Linked DNA regions of Homo sapiens: regions 1, 2 and 4 are each linked to region 3. The links are chromatin loops, found by intact Hi-C in ENCODE. Cell type or tissue: endothelial cell of umbilical vein. All regions are shown on one strand. Region 1 overlaps COPS8-DT (COPS8 divergent transcript). Region 2 overlaps LOC105373949 (a long non-coding RNA gene). Region 3 has its middle 200 kb from the start of COPS8-DT. Region 4 has its middle 180 kb from the start of ACKR3.

Region 1 (5,000 bases), 110 kb after region 3:
CCACCTCCCACTTTTAAGCGATTCTCCTGCCTCAGCCTTCTGAGTAGCTGGGATTACAGGCACGTGCCACCACACCCAGCTAATTCTTGTACTTTTAGTAGACACAGGGATTTGCCATGTTGGCCAGGCTGGTCTCGAAATCCTGACCTCAGGTGATCTGCCCGCCTTGAGGCATTGAGTTTTATAAACTTGTTATCAATGTTTACTTACTCCTTCATGTCCATTTCATGTGGTTTATTTTATACAAATCTTCCCTGTTATTACCTTCCACATTTTGATCATTGCTCAGTTCTCAGGAGATCTTTCCTGGCAACTTTCACAGTGGGGGAAGGGGCCCTTCCTGAGATCGTTGTGATTGTGGCCACAGGAAGGGACGATACTTGGCAAGATTGGATGCTGGGGCCACAGATGTCCCCTCAACACTCAGAAGCTGCGGGTCCACTGTGACTGATATATCTTGCTGCAAAGAAGTGAAATGCCTGTTTTGTTTTGTTTTGTTTTGTTTTGTTTTGTTTCAGCAGGTTGCCTGTATTTCTGGAATTTTGAAATCTTCACAGAGATGTATCTAATTGTATGCTTTTCTTCTTAAAATCCAAAATGCAAATCGTTTCACTTTTTTTCTGATTATAAAAGTAATAAATACTCAGTTTTCTGGAGGAGCCAATCTACTATTGACTACTTGATTAGAAACAAAACAAAACTTACGAAGCATCCTTCCCAGTTTATACTACTCCCTTTTCTCTCTAAAGAATGTCCTCAAATCTCTTTGAGAATGTGAATTGGTTATTTCAGAGTTATCTTGTGCTCCTGAGGCAGGCTGTCAGCATAGGGAGGTATTTGTACAGGTTGGTCCCTTCTTTAAAACCATGGATGCTGTTCAGATATCTCACAATTTCCAGTTTGCTGGGTGTTCCAGTGGAGAGATGTGTTAGTTCCTGAGCCCTCAGCTGAGGATCTTGAGAGGCTCCTGACCCCTGGAGCCAGGTTCCTTTCAGAGTTGCCACAGAGCCTGTCCTCTGATCTGCTTGGGGGATGTATCCCCAGTAGGTCATATTCTTTGTAGTATTTAATTCACATATAAACACGAACAATATCTCATATTACTGGCTAATTTTAAATTAGAAATGTTCTGTTACTTGTACCTCTTTAAGGAAGAGACCACACATTTCTACTTTTTATTCCCCTTAACACTTACACTGTTCGAAGGTAATACATCAACTGACTTGTTTGCATGGTGGAATTATGGAAAATACAAAATATAGGCATGTTTGCTAGACAGATATTTGAATGTAATATTTTATTCTTTCTTCTAGGTCGCTTGGAAAGGGTCCTGACCCACCCACCATGTCAAGCAATTATTTTTCTGGACAGCTTCCTGATGTCCCCAAGGAGAGAGAGAGCGTGACAGCCAGTGAGGGAAAGCATGCCACAGGTCCCGCCTGCTAACCTGGCAGGAGGGTGCTTGCAACACCTAATTTATCAACGCTTGTTTTCCCTGCTGGAGCCAAGTACACAAAATCACTCCGCCAACAGAGAAAGAGAAAGGGGAAGCCATTCTTCACCTTTTTCAGTAATGTATTTTTGTTTTGGTCAATTTCCCAGATAAATTATGGTCTTGTCTCATTGCTGCATTGGTGGAATTCTTGCTAGTGTTATTTAGTACATTTTAAAGCTGTGTGAAACCAAAAGGTACTTAAAAAAAAAAAAAAAAGGAAAGTTAACCAAATTGAAGGGTAAATTTTTTACATTGTTCCACTGGCTCCAGTTGGAGCTTAATCATCACGACCCTTCCTTCAGTCCACAGCGCCTGCTTCAAGATGCAGCAGAAGTCAAAATTGCAAGAGTCTGGATGTTTTGCTTTCGTGTAACTCATTAGGCATTTCCCCCTGTGCTATGATAAATGTCTCTCTCAACCAGAAATTTTATCTCACCTGTGTATGTCCCTATTTCACTCTGCGGAATCACTCTCAGGAAATACAAGCTAATGATGTCTGTGGTTCTGAAATTTCCTTGTTATTATTTGTTTAAGACATTTTTTAAAAAAACCTGTGGACAGCTTATTAAAAGGATGCTGAGCAATGAAAACATTATTAGACCATATTATTGTTTATTGTACCCAGATGTCGTGCATTTTACACATCCCAAAGGATTAGTAGTAATGTTGGATACCAAAATCTTACTTTTCCTTGCAGATATTGAGACTAAATTTTTCTCATTAAAAACAAAACATTTACACTGAACAAATGGTGCGTGTCCGGGTGAAGCATCAGGTCTCAAGAAGGCAACACTGCTCAAACGAGACTTAGGACAGAACTGGAGACCAAAACAAAGCTGAGGCTACTGTTGGAAATACTGGTCTAAAAAAAGGAAGAGTGTGGTATGCTTGTTTTTTAGTTTTATAGAATTTTCCATTTGGAAAGGAGAGAAATGCATACATCCAAGCTGAAATAAACCATTCTAGCAAACATGCCGAGGAATAATTTTCAAGAATGTTTTGTTTTTAATGAAAAGGAAAGCAAATCAAAGAAAACCTGGGTAAGTGTTAAAGAGTACTAAATTTATAGTAAGGTTCAGGCAATCTGCCCACTGCAATCAGAAAGGTTTGGGCTGTTAGTCATTTAAGACACACAATGGGAAAATAAACAAAGAAGGAGGAAGGGGGAATGGTAAACTGTAGTTTGGCAGCAAAATTAGTCCAGCTAGTTCCATTACATATTAAACCATGTCACAAAGCAAATAATTGAAATAATGAGGAGCTCATTTTTTAAAAGATATATAGAGTAGCATAACAGAATCAACAAAAATAAGACTGTTTTATATAACAATTCAATAGACAATAAATAAGCACTCCATTTGGGGAAAAGAATCACACAATAAATGATGCTGGGATGGCTTGTGAGTAATTTGGAGAAAACTGATCTAGAATGAGAGCGAGTATTCCACATTCGCCACTCTCTTGTCTTTTGGCTTTCTATCACCTTGGCCAATGGAGGAAGACAGCAAAAAACAGGAAGGAGGAAGAGTATGAAGGGAGTCATTTCTCCCCGGCACTCCATGCCAGGTTGCTCCAGAAGGCTGTGTCTCTGTCCTAAGGGCTACAGCTTGGCTTGGGCAGTCTTTCCATACAACTCTCCAGGTTCGGGAAATTGCTTACTCATCTGCCCCTGCAAGTGCAGGGATGACAATCACTTCCAGCTGAGCTGAGCCCAGCATGCTGCATCATTCTTTGTTGATGTCCCTCAACTCCGCTGGCGCTATCTTGATTATCCTTAGGCTTACCTCAGTTCCCCAGTCCTAGTGGGCCTTCTGGTTCCTCCTGGGGCACTGACTGATCCAGGTGCCCTGGGGTTCAGTCGCTAAGTTTCAGCTTCCTATGTGATGGGGTTTGGTTCTGTCCTTGTCTAAATCTCATGTTGAATTGTAATCCCCAGTGCTGGAGGTGGGGCCTGGTGAGAGGTGACTGGATCATGGGGTGGATTTCTCACGAATAGTTTAGTGCCGTTCCGTTGGTGCTATCCTCATGATAGTGAGTGAGTTCTTGCAAAATCTGGTCATTTAAAAGTGCTCCTGCTTTTGCCATGTGATGTGTGACATGCGTACTCCCGCTTCACCTTCCACCACGATTGTAAGTTTCCTGAGGCTTCCCCAGAAACTGAGCAGATGCCAGTATCATGCTTCCTGTACAGCCTGAGGATCCATGAGCCAATTAAACCTCTTTTCTCTATAAATTATCCAGTCTCAGGTATTTTTTATAGCAATGCAAGAACAGCCTAATACTGTGCAATTTCAGAATCCCAAGTTTCTCTATTTACCCAAGACCGGGGGGTGCTCCCGCGGCCTGATTCATGCTCACAGACATGCAAATGGATGGGGGGTGTGAATTAACATAATGCTCTAACTCAAGTCATTCTCACCAGGCAATTCTGCCCCCCAGGGGACATTGGCAATGGCTGGAGACATTTTTGGTCACCACAACCTGTTGGGGAGGGTGAGGGGTGCTACTGGCTTCCGGTAGGTGGAGGCCAGGGATGCTCGCAAGCATCCCCAGTGCACAAGACAGCCCCCACGATGACGTACGACCCTTCCCGAACGTCCACAGTTAGTGCTTCCCTTGTGACCTTGTGAAGCCCTGCTCAGATTGTGAGGAGGATGATGCATTCACAGAGGCCAGTCTGCAAAGCACACTCTTCTCTCAAAGTTGATAAACCAATCTGGAAAACAAAATTTCTACCATTGACCCACTGGTGAGCACCAACCAGAGGATGAGGGGTTGGGGAGTGGCCTTAAGAGGAACAGTACTTGAGAGCTGTTGGGCTCTGAATGCCCAGTTTCTCTATCTCCACCCAGGGGATGGACCTCTCATGGGAACTGGGCAGCTCCTGCGGCAGCTCAGAAGAGCCTGCTGGTGTGCCTGGGTGGGGAGTGTGTGGGACACAGCCTCTGTGCAGGCTGCAGGGAGTCAGCCCAGGTTCCAGCACTCACTGTTCCCTGAGGTTAGTTTATTTCATCGCTGTTAGATTCTGTTTCATTATTCATCACATGTGGGTACTAACAGTGGCAAATTGTGTAGCGCTATAAGGGAATTCAATGAGATAATGCATGTGAGAGGCTTACGCTAACCTCCTGTGAATGTGGTCCTACAATGAGAGGCCTAGAGTCAAACCCCTTGTAGAAAACACTAGGTTAAATAAAATTAACCTGGATTTGCTTGTTTTCCTTGTAGGGCCTCTCAGGGCATTTAAAGCATTATTGAGCATTTCAGCTCTCTAAGAAAGGGGAACAATATACAGAGGTCTGCATACTCAGGCACCCTCAATCCCTGTATTACCTTACAGAAGTGACCTTCTCCAGCACACACCGCCGGAAACACTACTGAACCTCTGAGCACGCTGGCAAATGACTCAGTTCCTGGTGTATATATACAGGTGCCTGAGCTCATTAATTTTCTATTGGTCACTGTGAGCTTCTCTTTCAGAGGGTGGCATTTTCTAGTTGCTCCA
Region 2 (5,000 bases), 110 kb before region 3:
TTATGATGTTGTAGATCTACGTTCTATTGTATCAACAAATGAAGAAGATGGAATGTTCACTTCAACACTTTTCTTATTGTAGATGAAATATTTGCTCATGGAAATCATTTAGGAAATATAAAAACATGTAAAAAAGAAAATGAAAATCACTTGTAAAATCACAGTTAATCACTGTTAACATTCCAATGCATTTTCTCGGAGGTTTTATTCTTTATAGCATGGTTTAGAGCCATTTCTCAAAGCTGAAGGAACATATGCATCATCTGGGGATCTTGAGAAAATTCAGGCTCTGATTCAGAAGGTGCGAGTGGGGCAGGGTCTGGTGCTGATGCTCGGGTCCTGGAACCGCACGTTTGAATATGGAGGGTTAGAGCTGGGACTTGGGCTGCAAATGCCACTTTTACCAGGCAAGAGTGCTGACAGCAGATTATTTGACCTCTCTGAGCCTCAGTGTTCTCATATAAAATGGGGATAGTATCTACCTGTAGAAAGTTTGAAAAGAACAAATGAGGTAAACTAAGCTGAGTTTTGCCTGTTAACCTGGCATATAATGAGTGTTCCATACATTGTAACTACATTAAAATGAGCCAATTTTTCATCAGGACAATGAAGTTTGTGTATAGGGCTTAATATCCGGCTTACTTTCTCTTGACGTCATATAGTGAGCATTTTTCCAATATTAAAAATTCTCTGAAAACATAATTTTAATAGCTGTATTTTAACAACTCCCACTGTGCAGATAGGTCATAATTTATTTGAGCATTTAAGATGTGGAAATAGTTGCTTTTTTGTGTATTTTTAATAATCTAGTGAAATCCTGTTAACATAGTAGATATTTTATGAGAGTTACTGGTTAAAAATGTGTATTATACTTTCCTTTTCTGGAAAACGAGGGTTACAGGCATTTTTAGAAACAACAGCTGTAGCAACTTACAGACTCTCAGGCAGGGATTTTTTTTTTTTTTTTTTTTTAAGTTCTGAGGGTTTCTAACATCCTAAGGGCTCTTGACAAAAGTTAAAGAAAAACGGTTATATTACTCTTCCTCAAAGAACACTGCAACACAAAACCAACAAACAAAATCATTATACTTCTAACTACAGTGAGTAAAATTAGAGATCTTCAGACAAAGATGTTTCATGCCTTTGCTCCCAGTGATTGAGAAGATAACTATAGAGAAGAAAGTGAGCAAATGTGGGAATAATCCCTGACATTTTACAAAAGAATTGCAAACACTTTATGATCCTTTTGTACTTTAAGAGGTATTATTTTTGTCTATTTCATAGGCACTAACCCATTTCAAAGACATTTCATAGACACGTTATGGAATTTATTTGAACCTTTGGAATGATGTTCATTTGGAATCCTTCGTAGGCATTTTCCAAGGTTCCCATCTGAGTGGGCTCCTGGAAGCCTGCTGTGAACCAGGGCTGTGTGCGTGGTTATCCCCACAGTGGGAAGCCGGAGCTGGGTCCAGGCCGGGGTTGTGACCACTAAGGTGGGCTGCATGGCAAGGTATCCACCTTCGATGGAGCAGTTTTCATAAGACTAGGGGGTGCTTCGTTGGCAGCAGCTTTTGCCTATGGCACAGGATAAAGGTTAATTGTTTTACTATCTTTATCAAGGATTTTGAAGTGTGGTGAGCGTGAGAGACTACGTAACCAGAGTAGGGCGATGGCCTGTGGCCTCCATTCCCTTTGCCTCATAAGGGCAAGTGTAGCTGCGTGGCACTCAAACCTCTGAAAACGTTCTACTGAGATCCAGACCTTGCAGATGTGAATTAGACATTCACAAAAAGCCTCTGGTGAGAAGCTGTTATTCCCACCAAATTCTATTATTCTCTGGCTAGTAGACCCCAAAGTTCTCTCCCCAGAAAAGTGTGCAAACTACAGCTGAACCTTTTAAGTATCGTGGTCTACTCTTCCCCTGAGACCTGTCTCTCCATCATCCACCAGCCACTGGCTCTAGAAACACAGGCCTCTGGTTAAACCCTGTGTCTGCCCCACTGGAACCACTCTGCCAGGTCACCTCTCCTGGGATTTGTCATGGACTGAGCTCTATGCTTTTGGTTTTTCCTTGTGGGAATCATAAGAAAACCATGAGTCATGCCCGGTGTCTCTTGGCATATTTCTTTCTAGATTCCCGCAAGGAGCAAAGAGATTTTTGACTTTGTCTTCTTTTATTGACATTGAGGAGAAGCTTCTGACTCAGGCGAGCCTCACAATAAGCTGTTTTTCAACTTCAGTAGACCCGGTATGTGTTCATCTGCTCTGATACTGTTTTTTTTTGTTTTTTTTTTTTTTTTTAAATCAGTAATCATGTTTATCCTGGGCAGCGTTGCCAGGACAAATATTATTTCATTGGTTTTAACATCTGTTCACATGAAATCTGATATTCAAATTCACCCCGGCCTGTTCCCTGATAGTGAATATACGTTAATGTGCCCCAGGGGCAGCTCACACCCAGCGTCTGTAACCAGCACCAGTTGTTTTCACCTTTGGGGGATGTGTGCATTTCTTTTTTTATTTTCTGAAGTAATGCATGTTCATTTTAACACATTTAAATGAGACCAAAATAAAGTTACAAAGGAGTGCTTCCCCACCTTTCCTTTCTTCTCCTCCTCAGCAGGACCTGCTAAGGTGAGGTGTTCTGGAAGGGTCTCTGCTCCTAGCAGTCACTGGCAGCTTGCCCAAATTGGAGAAGTTTAACATCTCTTTTCTCTGAGAAGTAAAATGTGTTTCTTTGGTGGATGTGAAACCAACAAACCACTGTGGTGCCTCTCTACATCTGAAGGATGAGCCAGCCAAGCCAGGGGAACTGACGACCCCACACACGTCTGCACTGCTGTGGCCGTGTTGAACACGGACTCCTTCTTCAGGGCAGCCTTGGGCCATCGGAGGGCTGCTGTATGCAGTGACGGCCACCAAGTGTCCTTGGCCAGGGGAGTGATTTACAGGGACTGAGATCCTGACTTGTGACCCAGACACGAATGCATCCTTGTTCCATTTTGTTATTGCTCAACCGTCATCTGGCCATCCCCAAAGCCCACCTCTGTGAGAAAGGCCAGTGCTTGTCCTCGTGACACCCCTGAGACCTCGATGGAGCAAGTCCCAGGTAAGAAGGATCCAGGTCACTAACACACAGGGACACTTTGCTCCTGGACCTGCTGGCTGTCCCTCTAGTCATGGAAGGGTTTATGCTCACAGCAGTCCGAGACTGGAAATGTTCTTCCGTAGAGTGGGAAGTCACTTCATCCACTCAAGCTGCTGGAGGTAACTATAAGGGGCCAGGTTTTAAGAAGCTTGGCTTAAGAGCACCTTTAAAAATTATGAGTGGAAAACATGTCATGCCTAAATGAGCTGCTGGTGTCTGCCTCCATTCATGCAGAAGCTGGTCTGTGACCTTACACACATCTTCTTTTTTAGGAATTACTGTGAAGTCCAAATGGGCCCCAAAGCTGCCTGCCCCTAAGAAGGCCTTCTTATATTTACCCAGAGGTCTGTGCCTTGATTGAAAGGATAATATGAGGCAAAGGGAAGAAGCTGAAAATTTATTGGATGTTTTTAAGGAATTTATTTTATTTTAAAAATGTTTAATTGTGCTAAAATACATATGAAATGTATCATCCTAATCGTTTTAAGAGTACATTTCAGTAGTAAGTACATTCACATTTTTGTGCAATTTTCGTCAACATCTCAAGAAGTTTTTCATCTCCCCCAACTGACACTCTGTCCGCACTAAACGCTAACTTCCTACTCCCCTCTCCCTCCCCTAGTAACCACCATCCTACTTTCTGTCTCTATTTTCTGTCTCTATCACTTTGACTGCTCTAGGGACCTCCTATAAGTGGAATCATACAGTATTTGCTTTCTGTGTCTGGCTTATTTTACTTAGCACGTCTTCAAGGTTCATCCATGTCAGAGCATGTATCAGCCTCTTCTTCTTTTTAAAGGCTGAATGATATTCCATTGTATGGATAGACCACATTTTATTGTTGTTGTTGTTGTTGTTTTGTGACGGAGTCTCGCTCTGTCGCCCAGGCTGGAGTGCGGTGGCGGGATCTCCGCTCACTGCAAGCTCCGCCTCCCAGGTTCACGCCATTTTCCTGCCTCAGCCTCCCGAGTAGCTGGGACTACAGGCGCCCGCCACTACGCCTGGCTAATTTTTTGTATTTTTAGTAGAGACGGGGTTTCACCGTGTTAGCCAGGATGGTCTCAATCTCCTGACGTGATCTGCCTGCCTTGCTCTCCCAAAGTGCTGGGATTACAGGCGTGAGCCACCGCGCCGGGCCAGACCACATTTTGTTTATCCAGCCATCCACTGAGGGGCATTTGGGTTGCTTCCGTGTTTTAGCCATTGTGCGTGCTGCCGCTATGAATATTTGTGTATGAATATCTGTTGAAGTCTCTGCTTTCATTTCTTTTGGGTATAAATCCAGATGTGGAATTGCTGGATCGTATGATAATTATATGTTTAATATTTTGAGGACCTACCATTGTTTTTTCACAGTGGCTGCACCATTTTATGTTCTCACCAGGAGTGTACACAAGAGTTCCAATTTCTCCACATTCTTGTCAACTCTTATTATTTTCTGTTTTTGATAGTAGCCATCCAAAAGGGTGTGAGGTTATATCTCACTGTGGTTTTCATTTGTTCTTCCCTAATGATTTATGATGTTGTATTAGTCAGGGTTCTTTAGAGGGACGGGACTAATAGGATAGATGTATATATGAAAGGGAGTTTATTAAGGAGTATTGACTCACATGATCACAAGGTGAAGTCCCACAATAGGCTTCACCAATAGGCCGTCTGCATCAAATGGCCATCTGCAATCTGAGGAGCAAGGAAGCCAGTCCAAGTCCCAAAACCTCAAAAGTATGGAAGCTGACAGTGCAGCCTTCAGTCTGTGACCAAAGGCCCGAAAGCCCCTGGCAAACCACTGGTGTAAGTCCAAGAGTCCAAAGAACTTGGAGTCTGATATTCGAGGGCAGGAAGCTTCCAG
Region 3 (5,000 bases):
AAAGTAATTGCGGGTTTTGCCATTTTTTAATGCATTTTAGTGCAATTACTTTTGCACCAACCTAATACAAGGAACAGCCGAGGAAAAGGCTGGTCTTGAGGCCCCATCCAGGGCCTAGGGCACCTTCTTCTACTAAGAAGGGAAGTTCACCCTCTTCCGAATCATCACCCACCAAAGTTCAGGGAGCTTCCCCTCAGCCCAAGGACACAGTGACATTGTGTATAAGACCTGGGCAGTTTCCAACCAGGTTGGTGCACAGGACACTGCTGGTTACTTGCTTATATTGTTCCCAAATATTGAATTCAACAAAGTAGTGTGGATAATCCATCATAGCTTATTACTCAAGACTGTGTTCACTTTATTTTAAGACAGCATTCATTATTTCCCCAGAGAATAAAAGTAATATATGAGTCTTATAAAAAACATTAAAAATAGAAAAGTATAAAAATGAAAATAAAATTACCTATAAACATACAATTCAGATATAGCTTCTGAGAATATTTTAATATTTTTCTTTTGCATTTTCATAGACTTTCCCCATGACCTTTAATATTCCATGAGAATATAATTTTTATAGGTTCATAATACACTGTATTATGGTTGTACCATAAATTATTTGGCCATGCTTCTGCCATTGGTTATTTAAGTTGCTTGTACTTTTCTCACTGTTATAAGTAAGATTGTATTGAACATCCTCGTACATAAGTCTCAGGCCACATGTTTTATTTGCTGGAACAACCTTTCCTTAACATCCAATGGCACGTGGCTGGCCCTCCACCCTCTTTTCCTGGAAGAGGCATTTGAATGAAACACTTGACAAATATTTATATGCTAGTAACCATGCTAGAATAACAGCCACAGTCTGCTATGACCTGAATTGAACCAGAAAATGCAGAGTGAAGGCAGGGGGAACACGGCTCGGGGTCCTCTCTGGTCAGGCCTGGAGCCAGCGCTTGTAAACTGTGGACTATCACCCACTGTTGAGAGGCCTCCTTTCGGCAGACTTCAGCACAGGGATGTGGACTTGTTTCTATGAAAGCCTGGAATTCCTGTAGGGGTAGTGCCGTAAAACCGGATCTTTACCTTCCTTATTTAAAGGACTTTTTTGCGCATAGACTGCCTGTCCTGGCCTCTCTCCCACTCTGGAAAGGAAGGGCTGAGAGAGAAAAACACACTGGAGATGCTGTTTTGGATGGAAACACACTCGCTGCCTGTTTCCCTGTGTGCCCATGGTTCTTCTAGGTGCTGGGAATAGACGAGTGAGATGCAGACAAGGCCCCAGTCCTCACGGCACTTATGTGCTATGAGGAAACAAGGAATGCACATACCCCATCGAGGAGGTGTCAGTCCATCTTCATGAGCCAAAAGGTGACATGTGCCAAGGAAACAGGAATAGAGCCTTGAGTGAAGCATCAGACCAGTACAGCCGACCTGGTGGGCCTTGGTGCAAAGGGAATGGAGCAAAGACTGGGAGGTAATGAGGGGATTCCCCAGGTGCTCCCCTGGGAGAAGAGAATTCTGCCCACAGGCCCTGCCACCAGCGAGGGCCTTGCGTGCCGTGGAGTGGGAGGAACCACAAGGTGAGAAGGGTCTGAGGATGTGGGCATGGAGGCATTGCAAGGACTTTGAATTTACTCTGAGAGATGAGTAGTCACTGGGAGGTTTGCAGCCCAGACAACCCACACGGTCATTTCAGGAAGCTTGAGAGAGACTCAGTATGTGGGGCAGCGGGCCCCCGTTTGTGGGGGCCACAGCGCAAACGCACCTGAGCCTGGAGCTGCTGGAACTCCTCTCTCTGCAGCCAGAGACCCAGGCTCACTCCTGGGCCTCCATTCCGCCTGCTGGATCAGCAAAAATGAAATGACTAAATGGGCTGTTGGATTTCAAAGAATTACAGCCCCACTCCAGTCCTTGAGAGAGAAGCAGAGGCCCTGTTCCCCTGCGTCTGTGTGGCCTGCTGCAAATAACGGGCTGGGTTTATGGCGAGGGGACGGCTGGGCGGTTGCTTGTCTAGAAACGCACCATGTGGTCCCTGCCTCCTCCTGAGCCTCAATGGCCGCCTGGGACATAGATAGCCAGACATCGCCAATTTCCAGGTTCAAAATTATATTCCCCCAACGTGAGTTAATCTTCCCATGAAAGGAAGAAATACTTTTCACTTCATGTTACTCTCTCTACTTTTTTTTTAAAGCATCAGATCTTTTATCTCTAGTATGACTATGGATGAAATATCACCAGCTTCATATTTCAAGATAATTTCCCTTCCAGCAAACATTCCCCTAGGAATAAAGACATGTAGTGCCCACACTGCTGGGCTGCTTTTTCCGCCTCTGTCTAAACAAGGCCCTGTGTGTTCCATCTGCTTGTCGGTTCCCAGTGTGCACTGGTCACTGCTGGGCTGAAAGGTCTCGCTTTTAGCTTCCTAGATAGGCCAGCGAGGTTAATAAGTTAATAAAATCCTATTTATCAGACTCCGGAGTCCATTTCCTCTTCCCCGTGGCTCATGGTTGTAATTATTCTTTATGGACTCTCGGTGTTCCTTTAGATCTGATTTCCTCGCACTCCCCTCCCATTTCCTGAAAGCCACGCCACAGAAGGAGAGAGTGGTCTTTTCTCTGGAAAGATGTCTGTTACTCATTTCCACCTTGGTGTCACGAAAGCTAGTCTGAAGGGATACGTTTAAATATTTAAAATTTTAAGATGCATGTGGAACAGCCTGGGTTGCTTCTCCTCCTGAGCAGATTAGGTTAGAAAGACCTGGGGGCCCCTGGATAACCCGGCGTAGCTGTCCAGGAGTGCAGAGATTGGGAACCAGATCCTGGGCTCTTGGCAGCTTCAGCTTTATCTGGAAAATTGGAGCCATCATTTCGACCATGCTCACATATGAAGATAAATGACAATAGCTTGCGTGAAAGTGTTTTTGAAAACAACAATAACAACAAAACACAGAAAAAGAAGGCATGATCTTGGCTGCTTTTGATGTGACTGTTTCCCTTAGCAGGGTGCCAGGGATATGGGGAATTTAGGCCAAATTAGCCGGAGCTTCTCTTATTAGCGAAGATTCGCTTATCAGGTTCCCTGCTGTCAGCTTGGAAGACCCAGAGTCTGACCCCGAATAATGAAATAGAGGACAAATGAAGATTCTGTCTCTGAGCAGGACTCGGGATGGGGAGCAGTGGGCCCCAGCTGGAGGGGCGCAGGTCAGGCTGTAGGGCCCCTGGAGCTGGCTCCCTGGCTTGAGAGAAAGGGCCACAGTCACCTTCGCCTGCCCAGGCCCAGTCGTCTTTCTCGGGAGTGGCGGAATGTAGCTTTCTACCCTACGGGCTCCTGCGCCTCACAGTGCTGGCTTTGGGTTTCTTCTGGGTCTCTGTGCTAACTTAGGCTCCGACGTTTCTAACTTTGGCCAAGAAGGTTTTGTATACGAATTTATAGTGTACTGTATATGTGTGTGTGTGTGTGTGTGTGTACGCGTGCACACCAGCACATGCACTTTTTAAAACAACTAGGAATCTTCTCAGCAAACACTATTCCTTGTCTACTCCCTTCTCTTGAAGATGGTCACTGAGTGGCTACGGAGACACAAACTTGGAGGAAAGCACCCTGGCCTTGCCAACAGTGGAGAGTGCCCCAGGGCCAACCCCGATGAATCTCTGCCAGATGAGGTGCAGAAGGGGATGGGGCAAAGGAAGCAGATACTCCCCCACGTGACTTCCCCACAGGAGCCACTTAACCAGAGGAAGACAGTGATATGGTTTGGCTGTGTCCCACCCAAATCTCATCTTGAACTGTAGTTCTCGTAATCCCCATGTGCTGTGGGAGCAACACGGTGGGAGGTAATTGAATCACGGGGGTGGTTACCTCCATGCTGTTCTGGTGATAGTGAGTGAGTTCTCACGAGATCTGATGGTTTTATAAGGGACTTTTCCCCTTTTGCTCAGCACTTTTCCTTGCTGCCGCTATGTGAAGAAGGATGTGTTTGCTTCCCCTTCCTCCATGATTATAAGTTTCCTGAGGCCTGCCCAGCCCTGCAGAACTGTGAGTCAGTTAAACTTTCTTTATAAATTACCCAGTCTCAGATATGTCTTTACTGGCAATGTGAGAACGGACTAATACAGATGGGCAGAGAAAGGTCTCCGTGCCAGCATCTAACCTGGTGATCAAGGATGGAAAGAAGAGTGGGGCCACACCATGTAGAGACTCCTCTGAGCCAATTTCACTTGAGGGCCTTGGCCTACAAGCCAAACAAACAAACAAACACATAAACAAACAGGGGGGCTATGGCTGCCAAAATACACAGAGGCACAGCCCCCAGGTGGCCCCCAGCTTCCTTGCCCCCACATCCTGAACACCCCTCTGCACAGTAACAAGCTGGCAGAGAAAAACTACAAGCAATTTAAAATTTCTTCCCTTTCCTCTATCTGACCTTCAGAGAACTAGTCTGAGATCTACGACAACTTCAGAATCCATCTCTGCCCAACCCTGGACAGGCACAGACTTCCCTCTGCAAGAATATAAAAGCAAGCACATAAACCACAACCAACTAGGCATCTGAATCTATTAATTAATTCAACATCCATTGAATAAGTCAAAAGAGGAAGATAATATGATCAATTAATAAATGCCAAAGAGCTCCTTGGCTAAAATCCAACCTATCTTAATTAATTTCACCTACACATGCACTAAACAAACAATCCATGTGATATGAGATTCTGTTGCAGTTCTCTAATGTGGTTCTTAAAAAATCTCAAAACAAAAATCATTGTCATGCTTCACTGTGACACAATAAAGCCATTCAAATTAAAGTCAAGACAATGAAAAGGATGCCTATGTTCACTGTTGTTATTTAATATGGTTTTGGAAATACCAGCCAATGCAATTAGATAAGAGATCATTTGAAGATGGCATTAGTGTGTGTCTAGAAACACAAAGTAAATCAAGCGAAAACATTATTAGAATCAATAGGAGAATTCAGTTAGGTGGTCTTAAAATTACTATGCAAA
Region 4 (5,000 bases), 140 kb before region 3:
GAACAATCCCCCAGGGCGTGAGACACAGAATTGCACCAGTGGCCTGTCTGCCACCCAGCTCTGAAACACAAGCAGGCTTATCCCGTCAAGATTGAACCTGTGTGCTGAATGCTGTGAGCTCCCAGGCCAGCATGAGGGTGGCCAGGTGGGGAAGATAATCTGGATTTGCATGCCAGCTCCTTTGCTGGAGATGGCTGATGCTTTGTGTTTGTTTCGAATATTATTTCCATGGTTCTTTTATTAAAATCAGCTGTTGGGCTCCCACAAATTATTCTTAGCTCGACAGACCAAAACAAATGTCAAATAGTGAAAGTGTCATTCGAGTCCTAAAATGGGGAGTAGGCTGTAATCTTGTGTCTTGTAAAGATATAAAAATAGGACTAGGCAGAACCCTGTCTAAGGTATAAAAGAAAGAGAAAATCAGTGCAGAAGACAGAGTAGGAGATTCAGCTAGGATGGAAGATGAAAAGATACCCTTGGCTTTCTAGAAGCTTTCCCAGTTACTGTTTTGTTTGTTGTTTGTTGTTGTTATTTATCTTTTTAATTTCATCTCTTCTTTAAATCAGCCCAACAGAAACAGAAAACAAAAGTTCCTTTCAGTTTTATCAAATCTGGAAAAAAATCATTTAATCATTAAAAAAGTCTACTGTGCTACTTACAAAAACAAAAAAGTTGACTATTTCCCTCTGCACTGCTCTCCCCTCTTGAGATCAAGTATACAGAAGCACTTCGATGATCAAAGCATGTAGCCCCATCACATCAAGAGATGAGGATATCAGCTCCTTTCTATTTATTTCTATGGATAGGAATAGTGCTGTTATGTTGCCTCATCTCGATGGATTAGTGGAAAGCATTATGCTCTTCACAATGACCGTCAATACCCTAGGTGAGAGGCAGGGCTGGCCTCAGCAATTCTTCCGGGTGACAGCCTCTAAGCAGAAGCTTGAGGGGACAGTGCCATGGCAAGGCTGCAGGTGGGTGCCGGCAAAGCCAGACATCGGGGAGCTTGCAATTCCAATAACCCACCCCCTGGGACCCACAACAGGGAGGGTCATGACCCGAGAGCCACACTAGCGAATCGCTCCATCTACCTGGCAGGACCACCACACACGGTCCCCCCATCTCAGAACCCCATCTCAGCACCGGGGCTGTGGGGCAGGCGAGGCTTTGGGTAGTGGACAGGGCTGTAGAAGGACATTTCCTGGATCGCAAGACCCCTCTTCCCCTCACCTAAGCATTTCTCTGAAATCCAGGATGCAATTCCATTTATGTGGAAGTGTTTCCTTATTATTTCTATTTTAAAAAGTATTGTCAAAGCCCCTTATCAAATCAATGGTGCATCTGACATAAACATGAAACAGTCAGATGCCATCGTGGTGTGGCAGAGAGTGATGGGAAGATGAGGGGGTTGATTTTTATTCTTCCATTAAATGTCTGGGTTGACCCTGAGTGGAACTTAAATTCCTTACCTACTTAATTTAGTGTCTTTATCTCTAAAATGAAGAGGTTAAACTGGATTATTTTCAGGGTCTTTTTTGAACTAGCAAGCACAGGAGTCCACACATAATTAAGCGCTGCAAACGTGGGGGCGCGGATCAGAGTGGCCAGAGGCAAAGCAAGTTGTATGAGGCTGATGGAGGCAGGTCCCGTGGGATGGGAGGCCCCTCAGAGGGCCTGCAGGGAGCCCGTAGAACTCCCTGGGGACAGGCCTGAGTGCTCTGACAGGGGGATGGGGAGGTGACAGAGGGAGGCTGGGCACTTGGACCTGTGTGAGAAGGAGAAACGTGAAAGCAACTCTGTACCCAACAACAAGCAAATAAAAATGTAGTTCCCCCCCACCATGTGCCATCATGATAAAAGCAAAAGATGGCACTTTGTTGTTTTTAAAAGGATATTCCTTGCAACCCAAATATCCCCTAAATAATTTGTCACCCCTTCAGTTATGCTCCAAGTGGCAGTTAAGTTTCCCTTGGCACACAGATCCACTGGAGAAATGGAATATTTGGTTACATTCTCCTGTAGAGGGAGGGAGGCCTGAGGGTGTGCTTGTGTTTCTAGGAAACAGCCGGTGCTTCAGCGCTGACCCCACACCTGAGTGACTGTCCAGGTCTGGGCAAAGGGAAAGCCGACATTAGTGTCTGGGGACAGCATGCTCATTGCAGCCTGAGGCCTCATCCTCAGCCCACACACTGAAGGTGTGAGACGTGCAGGCCCCCACATGGGGACAGACCTCCTTTCTCCTGTTTCTGCTCGGACAACCTGTGCAGCTCTGCTCACTGCTGCTGGAGTTTGGGAGTTGGGACCCCCTCTCTACCATGCACACAGAATCCCCAAGCCCCAGACATCCAGGAAACACCACCAGATCCCTCATGTCTTGGTTCTGTCTTTTTCAGGCCCCCAGCAGGAAGTGGCTGGCTCAGGAGGTGGTGTCTCAGGTACTGCAGGAGTCATCCGTCTTCTCTTCTGCACTGGGGAGTCATTCTCTGACCTTGGGTTTACCTTTCAGAACGCTCCCAGCTCTGGACACAGGGCTTGGTGGGGACCTCCTTCGGAAGTGTCACCCTGAGGCAGAGCCAAATGCCGCAGCAACCGCCTCTCCTCCACCCTCTTCCTCCTTCAATGCAAGATTGCAATGAGATTGGCCCATAGGGCGGTTCAAAGAAGCAAAAAGTTATGATTAGGAAATACCGGTATTAAATAATTTCCCTTGGTTTCATTTCCTCTTATGACTGAATCCCAGCAGGGCCTCCCAATTCTTTTCCTTCAATTGGCTGTTTTATGTCCAATTCCAGGACGGGCTGGGTCCCGACTGTAAGCATCCCCCAACCCTCCCAATCCCTCCTTTGAGTCCTGACCATTTAGCCCAAGACAATTTTAAAATCGCAGAAGCTTAAGGCTGGAAAGCATTTTGACAGGTCCCCCAGGCTAACGTTATATGCGTTTTCTCCTGTTTTGCCTGAATTGAGCCAGAGGAGGGCTGAGCGCCTCATGTTCCCCTGAAGCATGCGGGCTTTGGAGGTGGCCAGGCTGGGCTGGCTCCTTCAGGGACAGCCCTGAGGCTCCCTCCCTGCAGCTGCTCACGCTGCAGCTGGCCTGCTGCCTGGACTTTCAGGGAACACCTACAGTGGGCCAGGCATTGTATGAAGGTAACTAGAACTAGGCTCCTGAAAACTTTAGTGGAAATAGCAGCGCTTTGCATTAAGTAAGATGTGGGCTACCTTACCCTCCAGAAGGGAGAGCATGTCCCAGTCCACATGTATTTCAACCAGTATCTTTTTAAAGAAGAATGGTACAACTAGAATACTCAGGGTGTGGCCTGGCTGGTGCCCAGGGTGACGGGGCCATGCCTCCGTGGGGACGCCACATTTGTAACTATGCCTGCATCTAGACCCATCTAATGTTTTAGTGTGTGGTTGATGAAAGCCACTGATATTTTTCTGCACCATGCTTTTGAAATTTGATATTTGGATGAATTATTCAATTCCCCTGATATTTCTGAGCTGCTTTTTCTGAGTCAGGCACTGGTGGTTTGGTGACACACAGGGAGACGTGCTCCAGGCCCCCGTGGCACTCACAGTGCAGCAGGAAGACAAATCACCTGCTTCACACAAGTCGGTGTTTGGTTACAATTGTGGGAAGAGTTTTGAGGAGAGGAAAGTGTGCTTGCTGAGGAATAATGGCCAGGAAAGGATTCCTGAGGAAGGGACATTCACATGGAGACCTCCAGGATCACTGGTGTCAGCCCGGAAGCAAAAGGAATTCCCAGGAGAGGAAAGAGCTCATGCAAGGACCCTGAGACCTCACACTGGGCGGAGAGAGACCCTGAGTCTCCACACTGAGCAGAGAGAGACCCTGAGACCTCATACTGGGTGGAGAGAGACCCTGAGTCCCCACACTGAGCAGAGAGAGGCCGAGTCCTCACAATGGGTGGAGAGAGACCCTGAGTCCCCGCACTGGGCGGAGAGAGACCCTGAGTCTCCACACTGAGCAGAGAGAGGCCGAGTCCCCCCACTGGGCAGAGAGAGACCCTGAGTCCTCACACTGGGTGGAGAGAGACCCTGAGTTCCCACACTGGGCGGAGAGAGGCCCTGAGTCCCCACACTGGGCGGAGAGAGACCCTGAGTCCCCACGCTGAGCAAAGAGAGGCTGAGTCCCCACATTGGGCAGAGAGAGACCCTGAGTCCCCACACTGGGCGGAGAGAGGCCCTGAGTCCCCATGCTGGGTGGAGAGAGGCCCTGAGCCCCTACACTGGGTGGAGAGAGACCCAGAGTCCTCACACTGGGTGGAGAGAGACCCTGAGTCCCCACAATGGGTGGAGAGAGGCCCTGAGTCCCCACACTGGGCAGAGAGAAGCAGAGTCCCCACACTGGGTGGAGAGAGACCCTGAGTCCCCACACTGGGCAGAGAGAAGCAGAGTCCCCACACTGGGTGGAGAGAGACCCTGAGTCCCCACGCTGGGTGGAGAGAGACCCTGAGTCCTCAAATCAGGTGGAGGGAGACCCTGAGTCCTCACAGTGAGCACAGAGAGATGTAGGTGGAGCTAAGGCACACAGGGGCTGAAGACCAGGCAAGGACATGACTCCTCATCCTAAAAGCAACGGGAAACCCAGGCCTTTGGTCTAGACTTATCCCATATTAGATTGGCTTTTTCAAGGGTCAGTTGGGACACTGTGTAGAGATTGGCGTGGTCTGGAGTTGGAGGAAAAGACAGCAGGCAGAAGCTGGATCCAGGTGAGTCATGAAGGTGAGGCTTCAGAGGGCAGGTGTATTGAGAGGTCCAGTGGACAGGACTTGGTAATGAACCGGCTGACCAGCTTGTAGACTTGGCAATGGAGGAGTCAGATGCTCTGAAAGGGATCAGGAGAAAGGAAGAAGGACTGGGAAAGGGATGAGGCAAGACTTACTCAGAGTTCTGTCTGATGTGCCTTTCAGTCCTCCGTCTTAGCCCATGCATACTACTGTAAAGAATACCTAACACTCAGTGGCTTATAAACAACAG

What was found. Peaks named below come from ENCODE experiments on the same cell type or tissue, not always from the same donor. Only the 100,000 strongest peaks of a DNase experiment are listed, where the experiment ranks them.
Region 1: it touches region 3 in a loop (4-fold over the local background); 3 of 110 quality-filtered maps call a loop at or near these places.
Region 2: a loop joins it to region 3, with 1.9 times the contacts of the local background. A loop is called at or near these places in 4 of 110 quality-filtered maps.
Region 4: a loop joins it to region 3, with 2.5 times the contacts of the local background. A loop is called at or near these places in 6 of 110 quality-filtered maps.

Annotation. Positions count from the first base shown.
Region 1 is chr2:236,995,790-237,000,789 of GRCh38, forward strand. The region is part of intron 1 of COPS8-DT (COPS8 divergent transcript); the gene reads right to left. Among named protein-coding and RNA genes, the nearest start is that of COPS8-DT, 88 kb to the right of the region's middle. In endothelial cell of umbilical vein, no CTCF peak of the experiment used is centred here; DNase peaks (open chromatin) are centred at 2,632 and 3,132; H3K27ac peaks cover 2,052 bases.
Region 2 is chr2:236,774,774-236,779,773 of GRCh38, forward strand. LOC105373949 (a long non-coding RNA gene) reads left to right here. Exons shown (of 5, transcript XR_924026.3): 3 at 2,137-2,251; 4 at 2,627-3,112. Among named protein-coding and RNA genes, the nearest start is that of ACKR3, 210 kb to the left of the region's middle. RefSeq lists an enhancer at 1-125. In endothelial cell of umbilical vein, no CTCF peak of the experiment used is centred here; a DNase peak (open chromatin) is centred at 2,238; H3K27ac peaks cover 1,437 bases.
Region 3 is chr2:236,886,868-236,891,867 of GRCh38, forward strand. No RefSeq gene overlaps it. Among named protein-coding and RNA genes, the nearest start is that of COPS8-DT, 200 kb to the right of the region's middle. In endothelial cell of umbilical vein, no CTCF peak of the experiment used is centred here; DNase peaks (open chromatin) are centred at 884 and 2,544; H3K27ac peaks cover 3,391 bases.
Region 4 is chr2:236,745,976-236,750,975 of GRCh38, forward strand. No RefSeq gene overlaps it. Among named protein-coding and RNA genes, the nearest start is that of ACKR3, 180 kb to the left of the region's middle. In endothelial cell of umbilical vein, no CTCF peak of the experiment used is centred here; a DNase peak (open chromatin) is centred at 2,856.